3 separate regions of the Homo sapiens genome follow, and all the other regions are linked to region 3. Evidence: chromatin contacts called from ENCODE Hi-C data. All regions are on one chromosome and are shown on one strand. The core of a region is the stretch at or near the end of the contact, and the rest is flanking DNA. Distances in the headings are between cores, read along the strand shown.

Region 1 (2,700 bases), core at 148-2,647, 100 kb before region 3:
CTCCTGACCGCGTGATCCACCCACCTTGGCATCCCAAAGTGCTGGGATTACAGGCGTGATGCCTGGCTTATTTTTTTAAAAAAAATCTTGTAGAGATGGGGTCTGGCTATATTGTGCAGGGTGGTCTCAAACTCCTGGGCTCAAACAGTTTTCCTACCTAAACCTTCTAAACTTCTGAGATTACAGATGTGAGCCACCATGCCCGACCATTTTTTTTTCTTTTGGTAAAATTCACAGAACATAAAATTAACCATTTTATTTTATTTATTTTATTTTATTTGAGACGGAGTCTCGCACTGTTGCCCAGGCGGGAGTGCAGTGGTGCGATCTCGGCTCTCTGCAACCTCCGCTTCCTAGGTTCACGCCATTCTCCTGCCTCAGCCTCCCGAGTAGCTGGGACTACAGGTGTGCCCCACCACGCATGGCTAATTTTTTGTATTTTTAGTAGAGACGGGGTTTCACCATGTTAGTCAGGGTGGTCTTGATCTCCTGACCTCGTGATCTGCCCGCCTCGGCCTCCCAAAGTGCTGGGATTACAGGCGTGAGCCACCGCGCCCGGCCAAAATTAACCATTTTGAAGAGTGTGATTCAGTGGCATTTACCACATTCAGAAGATTGCACAACGATCACTGCCAACATTCTCATCACCTAAAAGGACACTCTGTACCCATTAAGCATGAATTCCCAATCCTCACTCCCCAGCCCCTCACAACCACAAATCCACTTTCTATTTGTATGGATCTGCCTGTTCTGGACATTTCATAGAAATGGAATCCTACAAAGTGTGTCCTTCTGTGTCTGGCTTCTCTCACTGAGCATGATGTCCTAAGGTTCATCCATGCGGCAGCCTGCGTCAGAACCTCATTCCTTTTTCAAGGGTGCATAGTATCCCATTTTCATGGCTGCGTAGTGTTCCATTGCATGGCTGTGTAGTACTCCATTGCATGGATTTATCCTGCATATCCACTCCCGTGTGTGCATGGATATTTGAGTTGTTTCCACCTTTCGGCTATTGTGTGCTGCTATGCATATTCCTCAGTGGTTCTGCCTCTCGATAGATTTAATTTAAAAAGAAGAAACAACCATAAAGTGTTTTCCTCCTGAGTTGAAGGTCACAGACATGCTTCCCTTTTTTGACCCCTTCCTGACACTGGAGCATCATGTTCAAATCAAGACCCCAGAACTGAGATTATAAGGAAATGAAATTGGTAGCCTGGGCTTCCTGTAGCCAGTACTTTGGTGTTTTGTTTTGTTTTGTTTTCTTCAAGACTGTAGTGCCAACTTCTGCAGAAAAACAGCACCCCTAGATGAGGAGGGTCAGATAGGGTTCGCGATGCAGAAAGTTGGAGGGTGTGGTACTTCCTCTTCCCGTACCACCTTTGCAGTCAACAACAGACCTCCCCAGGGCTGCCAACAGCCAGAGAGACAACTGGGTTACTCAGGAAAGCCTCATGAGAAGTGAAAGGCGGTGGCTACACAGCCCCGGCAGAGTTTCACAGGGTTCCCGTGAAAGCCATCCTGAAGTATGTTTGCCAGGCACTGGGTCCCAGGACGGCCCGAGTGCCTGGGACTTTACGGCACAGATGAGAAACGGTGGCCGTCTCCATTCCCCCGTACACATTCTCTACGCACGGCATCTGGCCCTAAACGCCAACTCAAGAGGGCCCTGGTAGCATCAGCTTCAACCCTGACCCTCCCTGGACGTGGATGACTCTTTCCTTTCCCTCATTTGCTGGGGCTGGAACCTTCATATTTCAGGAGAGTGTCTTAGTTCGTATGTGTTGCTATCGTGAAATACCATAGGCTGGGGGCCTTCTCAACAGCAGGCATCTATGTCTCATGGTTCTGGAGGCTGGAAGTCCAAGGTTAAGGTGTGGCAGATTCAGTGTCTGGTGGTCTATGAACCAGTGGCTTCCTGATCTATAGACAGCGCCTTCTTGCTGTGTCTCACATGGTGTTGGAAGGGGTGAGGGAGCTCTCTGGGGTCCATTTTATTTTATTTTATTTTGTTGTTGTTTTTGTTTTTTGAGATGGAGTCTCGCTCTGTCACTGAGGCTGGAGTGCAGTGGCGCGATCTCAGCTCACTGCAACCTCCGCCTCCCGGGTTCAAGCGATTCTCCTGCCTCAGCCTCCCGAGGAGCTGGGATTACAGGTGCCCGCCACCATGCCCCGCTAATGTTTTTTGTATTTTTAGTAGAGATGGGGTTTCGCCATGTTGGCCAGGCTGCTCTCAAACTCCCGACCTTGTGATCCACCCACCTCAGCCTCCCAAAGTGCTGGGATGACAGGCGTGAGCGTCAGCCTCCCGAGGAGCTGGGATTGCAGGCACCCACCACCACTCCTGGCCCTGGCTAATTGTTGTATTTTTTTGTAGAGATGGGGTTTCACCATGTTGGCCAGGCTGCTGTGGAACTCCTGACCTCGTGATCCGCCCGCCTCGGCCTCCCAAAGTGCTGGGATGACAGGCGTGAGCCACCGCACCCGGCCTGGGGTCCCTTTTATAAGGGCACAAATCCTACTCATAACACTCCACCTGCATGACCTCATCACCTCCCAAAGTCCTCACCTCCAAATACCATTGCCTTGGGGACTGAGGATTTCATCATGGGAGTTGTGGCGGGTTACAAACCTTGAGTAAGTAAACATCTTTCACCCATTCCCTGGGGCTGGAAGTTTCATGTTTCAGGATGATGTCTTAGT
Region 2 (2,700 bases), core at 174-2,673, 84 kb before region 3:
GCTAATTTTTGTATTTTTAAGGGACAGGTTTCGCTATGTTGGCCAGGCTGGTCTCGAACTCCTGACCTCAAGTGATCCGGCCCACCTTGGCACCTCAAAGTGCTGGGAATACAGGTGTGAGCCACCAGGCCTCGACTTTTTTTTTTTTTTTGAGACAGTCTCACTCTGTTACCCAGGCTGGAGTGCAATGGCCTGATCTTGGCTCACTGCAACCTCCAGCTCCCGGGTTCAAGTGATTCTCCTGCCTCAGCCTCCCCAGTAGCTAGGATTACAGGCATCCACCACCATGCCCAGCTAATTTTTGTATTTTTAGTAGGGACGGGATTTCGCTATGTTGGCCAGGCTGGTCTCGAACTCCTGACCTCAAGTGATCCACCCGCCTTGGCCTCCCAAAGTGCTGGGATTATAGGCGTGAGCCAGCAGGCCTGGTCTTTTTGTTTGTTTGTTTGTTTTTTGGGACAGTCTCACTGTCACCCAGACTGGAGTGCAATGGCCTGATCTTGGCTCACTGCAACCTCCACCTCCCAGGTTCAAGTGATTCTCCTGCCTCAGCCTCCCCAGTAGCTGGGACTACAGGTGTCCACCACCACACCCAGCTAATTTTTGTGTTTTTAGTAGGGACGGGATTTCGCCATGTTGGCCAGGCTGGTCTCAAACTCCTGACCTGAAGTGATCCACCCGCCTTGGCCTCCCAAAGTGCTGGGACTACAGGCGTGAGCCACCACACCCAGCCTGGCTTGAGGGATTGATTCTACCATGTCTTTTCCCTGAGCAGTGGTTCAATATTCATTCATTCTTTCTCAGTGACAGATCCTTCCCTCTCAACCTCCTCCCACGAGTGACAAGAACCAACCGTTGCTCCTCACAAGCAAGGATACCAGAGCTCGGAAACCTGGTTCTCATTCCTGAAACTGGCCGATCCCCCATGGGATGTTGAGGATATGAGCCTGCAGCGCCCGTGACCAACTGTGAGAGCCGGAATGATCAGTGCCCAAGGTCTGTTCGCTTGTCACAGTCTGGCTGTGTACCAAGAGATGTCGCAATGAGCACAGCTTTAGAGTCTAAAAGGAAACGTGTTCTGTTCTTTCTTTGTTTTGTTTTGTTATTTCAGAAGAAACAGGAATCGGTTCTGGAGCATGCCACGGCTCTTCACTGCTGGTTACAAAATTTAGAAAAATCATTCTCCCTCTTTTCCTCACTCTCAGGGTTCTCTTAAGAGTAGGGCCCCCTGCGAGCCAGTGATAGGGAGGTGGGCGGTTAACGGTGCTGCCCAGAGACACAGCGACGTTACTCCAGTGGGCTCAGCCCTGCACATGAGTGTTCAGACAGTTACAGAGGAAATGTCACAACACACTTCCTTTCCACCTAAGCCTGAGTCGCAACCGTGGTGGTGCGCTGGGAGGTGGAGTTTGCAGAATTTGCATTCGGAGACAGTCGTGCCAGCCGGTGGGCCACCCAGCGAAGCGGCCGCCTTTGCAAGGTTGCTGGACAGATGGAACTGGAAGGGCAGCCGTCTGCCGCCCACGAACACCTTCTCAAGCACTTTGAGTGACCACGGCTTGCAAGCTGGTGGCTGGCCCCCCGAGTCCCGGGCTCTGAGGCACGGCCGTCGACTTAAGCGTTGCATCCTGTTACCTGGAGACCCTCTGAGCTCTCACCTGCTACTTCTGCCGCTGCTTCTGCACAGGTGAGCCGCCGAGCTGGACTTTTATGCTTGTCCTGCACTGTCAAGGGAGAAGACAGGGTCGCTGGGAGGGTCCGTGTACGGTGAGAACATGGGGGAAGACGGTGCAAACTCCATGAGGCGTGTTCTCCTCACGCTAGAGCAGACCAGGAGTGCAAATTTCCTGGGAGGAAGACTTTGCACAGCCGCTTCGTCACTTAGGGGAGAAATGCTCAAATTTTCCAGGGCTGCAAGCCACCCTTCCTTTAATAACTCATTCCATGAACTTTCAGAGGCCGAGGTGGGCGGATCACGAGGTCAGGAGTTCGAGACCATCCTGGCTAACACGGTGAAACCCCGTCTCTACTAAAAATACAAAAATTAGCCAGGCGTGGTGGCAGGTGCCTGTAATCCCAGCACTTTGGGGGACCGAGGTGGGTGGATCATCTGAGGTCAGGAGTTCGAGACCATCCTGGCTAACACGGTGAAACCCCGTCTCTACTAAAAATACAAAAATTAGCTGGGCTTGGTGGTGGGCGCCTGCGGTCCCAGCTACTCGGGAGGCTGAGGCAGGAGAATGGCATGATCCCTGGAGGTGGAGCTTGCAGTGAGCAGAGATCACGCCACTGCACTCCAGCCTGGGCGACAGAGCGAGACTCTGTTTAGAAAAAAAAAAACAAAAAAAAACTCATTCCATGAAATGCGCCTCTCTTGAGGTTAACCTTAGAGAGGGTAAGCAGCTGCGGCTGCTGCACGTAACCCATTTACGCCTGAGATTGCAGTTTTTTCAATGTTTGCAATGAGACCTTGGCGATGACCTTGAGCCGTGGGATATAAATAACTCCCAAATGCTTAGCGTTCCAATAATGGAAGAGTAAGCATAAATTAAACGGGTTTTAAAGCCCTATGGGTGCCTGGATGAGCACGGTGGCCCCTCGTCACCCCCTCGGTGCCAGGGAGACCCCAGACCCGGGTCTCACGGCCACCTCAGACCTCATTTGTACAGGTCCGCTTAGAAACCCCAATTCCTTGGGTCT
Region 3 (2,700 bases), core at 7-2,506:
AAGGACCCCCACCTTCTCCACGCCCCTCCCACCAGGCACGCGGGGACCCCCCCCCCACCCATCTCCCCGCCCTTCCCACCCGGCCCGCGGGGACCCCCATATCCATACCCCTCCGAGCATTCTCGCGGGGACCCTCATCTCCAAACCCCTCCCACCATCCCCGCGGGGATCCCCATCTCCACGCCCCTCCCACCAGGCCCGTGGACACCCCCATCTCCACGCCCCTCCCACCAGGCCCGTGGACACCCCCATCTCCACGCCCCTCCCACCAGGCCCGTGGACACCCCCATCTCCACGCCCCTCCCACCAGGCCCGTGGACACCCCCATCTCCACGCCCCTCCCACCAGGCCCGTGGACACCCCCATCTCCACGCCCCTCCCACCAGGCCCGTGGACACCCCCATCTCCACTCCCCTCCCACCAGGCACGAGGACATCCCCATCCCCACGCCACTCGCACCGGGTCCGCGGGGAACCCCCTATCTCTACCTTCCCCGACGCGGCTCCCACAAGACCCCCATCTCTGCGCCGGGCCCCTCCACGTGCGGGTAAGAACCCCCCACCCCCACAACTGCCCACAACCGCAGCTGCGGAAACCCAGCATTTCCACTCCCCACGCCGCGCCTGCAAGGAACCCCAAGTATCCACGCCAGCCTTTCCTCCCCGGGACCCCGCAGCTGCCTGCGCCATTGCAGGTCTTGGCGCCGCAGGCGGGGTGGGGAGGGGCGGGGCGAGCGCCGGGGGCGGGGACGGGGCCCGGGAGGCGGAGCTGGGGGCGGTGCTTCACCAAGCGGCCGGGGCGGTGCCCGGGGGGGAGGCGGGCGGGGGTGTGGCCTGGGCGTGGCCTCACGGGGAGCTCAATGGCGGCGTGGCATGGGCGTGGCCTGGCGGAGAGGGCAAGGAGGTGTGGCCTGGGCGTGGCCTGGCGGAGCGGTCAATGGCGGCGTGACATGGGCGTGGCCTGGCGGAGAGGGCAATGGAGGTGTGGCCTGGGCGTGGCCTGACGGAGAGGGCAATGGAGGCGTGGTCTGGGCGTGGTCTCAGGGGAGATCAATGGGGCGTGACATGGGCGTGGCCTGGTGGAGAGGGCAATGGAGGTGTGGCCTGGGCGAGGCCTGACGGAGTGTTCAATGGAGGCGTGGCCTGGGCGCGGTCTCGCGGGGAGGCCACTGAAGGCGCGGACTGGGCGTGGCCTCGCGGAGGCGGGCGGGGGCGTGGCCTCGCGGAGGCGGGACTCTGGCCGCCTGTTTTTTTTGCAGCCGCGCTGCGCGCACCGCGGGCTCCGGGCTCAGAAGTGCGGACGCCCGGCTCCCGGCGTGGACGCCATGGTGCTGTGCCCGGTGATTGGGAAGCTGCTGCACAAGCGCGTGGTGCTGGCCAGCGCCTCCCCACGCCGTCAGGAGATCCTCAGCAACGCGGTACGGCCTGGGCCTGGGCGGGGCAGGGGACCGGGGACGGAGGGGCTGAACCCCGGAGGGCCCAGCGACTCAGGAACTCTAGGGATAGGGATGGGAGAGTGACCCGAGACCCTTAGGGATGGGGGAGGGGAGAGTGTCCCGGGACCTCCAGGGATAGGGTTGGGGAGAGTGACCCGGAACCTCTAGGGATGGGGGAGGGGAGAGTAACCCGGAACCCCCTAGGCATGGGGGTGGGGAGTGACCTGGGTCCCCATAGGGATGGGGGAGGGGATCGTAACCCGGGACCCCTAGGAATGGGGAGGGTAGAGTGACCCAGGACCGCTAGGGATGGGGACAGCAGAGTGACCCCGGAGCCCCATGGATGGGGATGAGGAGAGTAACCCGGGACCCCCAGGCATGGGGATGGGGAGAGTAACCCGGGACCTCCAGGGTTGGGGATGGGGAGAGTAAGCCGAGACCCCCCCTAGGGATGGGGGTGGGGGAGTAACCCGGGACCCCTAGGGATGGGGGAGAGGAGAGTAACCCGGGACCCCCAGGCATGGGGATGGGGAGAGTAAGCCGAGACCCCCAGGAATGGGGTTGGGGAGAATAACCCGGGACCCCTAGGGATGGGGTTGGGGAGAGTGACCCAGGACCCCCTAGGGATGGGGGAGGGGAGAGTAACCCGGGACCCCCCTAGGGGTGGGGGAGGGGAGAGAAACCCGGGACACCTTAGGGATGGGGTTGGAGAGAGTAACCTGTAACCTGGGACCCCCTAGCGATGGGGGTGGGGAGAGTAACCCAGGACGCCCTAGGCATGTGGTTGGGGAGAGTGACCCGGGACCCCCTAGGGATGGGGAGGGAGGAGTGACCCAGGACCGCTAGGGATGGGGACAGCAGAGTGACCCCGGAGCCCCATGGATGGGGATGGGGAGAGTAACCCGGGACCCCCAGGCATGGGGATGGGGAGAGTAACCCGGGACCTCCAGGGTTGGGGATAGGGAGAGTAAGCCGAGACCCCCCTAGGGATGGGGGTGGGGAGAGTAACCCGGGACCCCTAGGGATGGGGGAGAGGAGAGTAACCCGGGACCCCTAGGAATGGGGAGGTCAAGTGACCCGGGACCCCCCTAGGGATGGGGGTGGGGAGAGTGACCCGAAACCCCTAGGCATGGGGTTGCAGGGAGTGACCCAGAACCCCCTAGGAATGGGGATGGGAGAGTAACCTGGGACCCCCTAGGGATGGGGGAGGGGAGAGTAAGCCGGGATCCCCCTAGGGATGGGGGTAGGGAGAGTAACCCGGGACC

Evidence for each region. Hi-C counts contacts between places; a loop is a spot of excess contacts on that map. Pooled maps may share reads with other maps.
Region 1: a loop to region 3 is called in a map of naive thymus-derived CD4-positive, alpha-beta T cell, with 5 times the contacts of the local background. The contact joins the enhancer-like site here to the promoter of ASMTL in region 3. A Hi-C loop is called at or near these places in 1 of 168 maps with a recorded cell type or tissue (naive thymus-derived CD4-positive, alpha-beta T cell) and 9 of 50 pooled maps.
Region 2: a loop to region 3 is called in a map of B cell, with 11 times the contacts of the local background. The contact joins the promoter of P2RY8 here to the promoter of ASMTL in region 3. A Hi-C loop is called at or near these places in 18 of 168 maps with a recorded cell type or tissue (B cell, CD14-positive monocyte, CD4-positive, alpha-beta T cell and 11 more), 37 of 37 single-sample maps with no recorded cell type and 22 of 50 pooled maps.

The regions. Positions count from the first base shown.
Region 1 is chrX:1,553,753-1,556,452 of GRCh38, reverse strand. No RefSeq gene overlaps it. Among named protein-coding and RNA genes, the nearest start is that of P2RY8, 18 kb to the right of the region's middle. Within about 2 kb of position 1,397, at least 7 of the 41 ENCODE cell types and tissues checked have a DNase peak (open chromatin) inside an H3K27ac peak, as active enhancers do.
Region 2 is chrX:1,535,908-1,538,607 of GRCh38, reverse strand. It overlaps P2RY8 (P2Y receptor family member 8), which reads left to right and starts at 1,423. Exons shown (of 2, transcript NM_178129.5): 1 at 1,423-1,687.
Region 3 is chrX:1,451,465-1,454,164 of GRCh38, reverse strand. It overlaps ASMTL (acetylserotonin O-methyltransferase like), which reads left to right and starts at 1,256. Exons shown (of 13, transcript NM_004192.4): 1 at 1,256-1,417. The coding sequence starts at 1,325.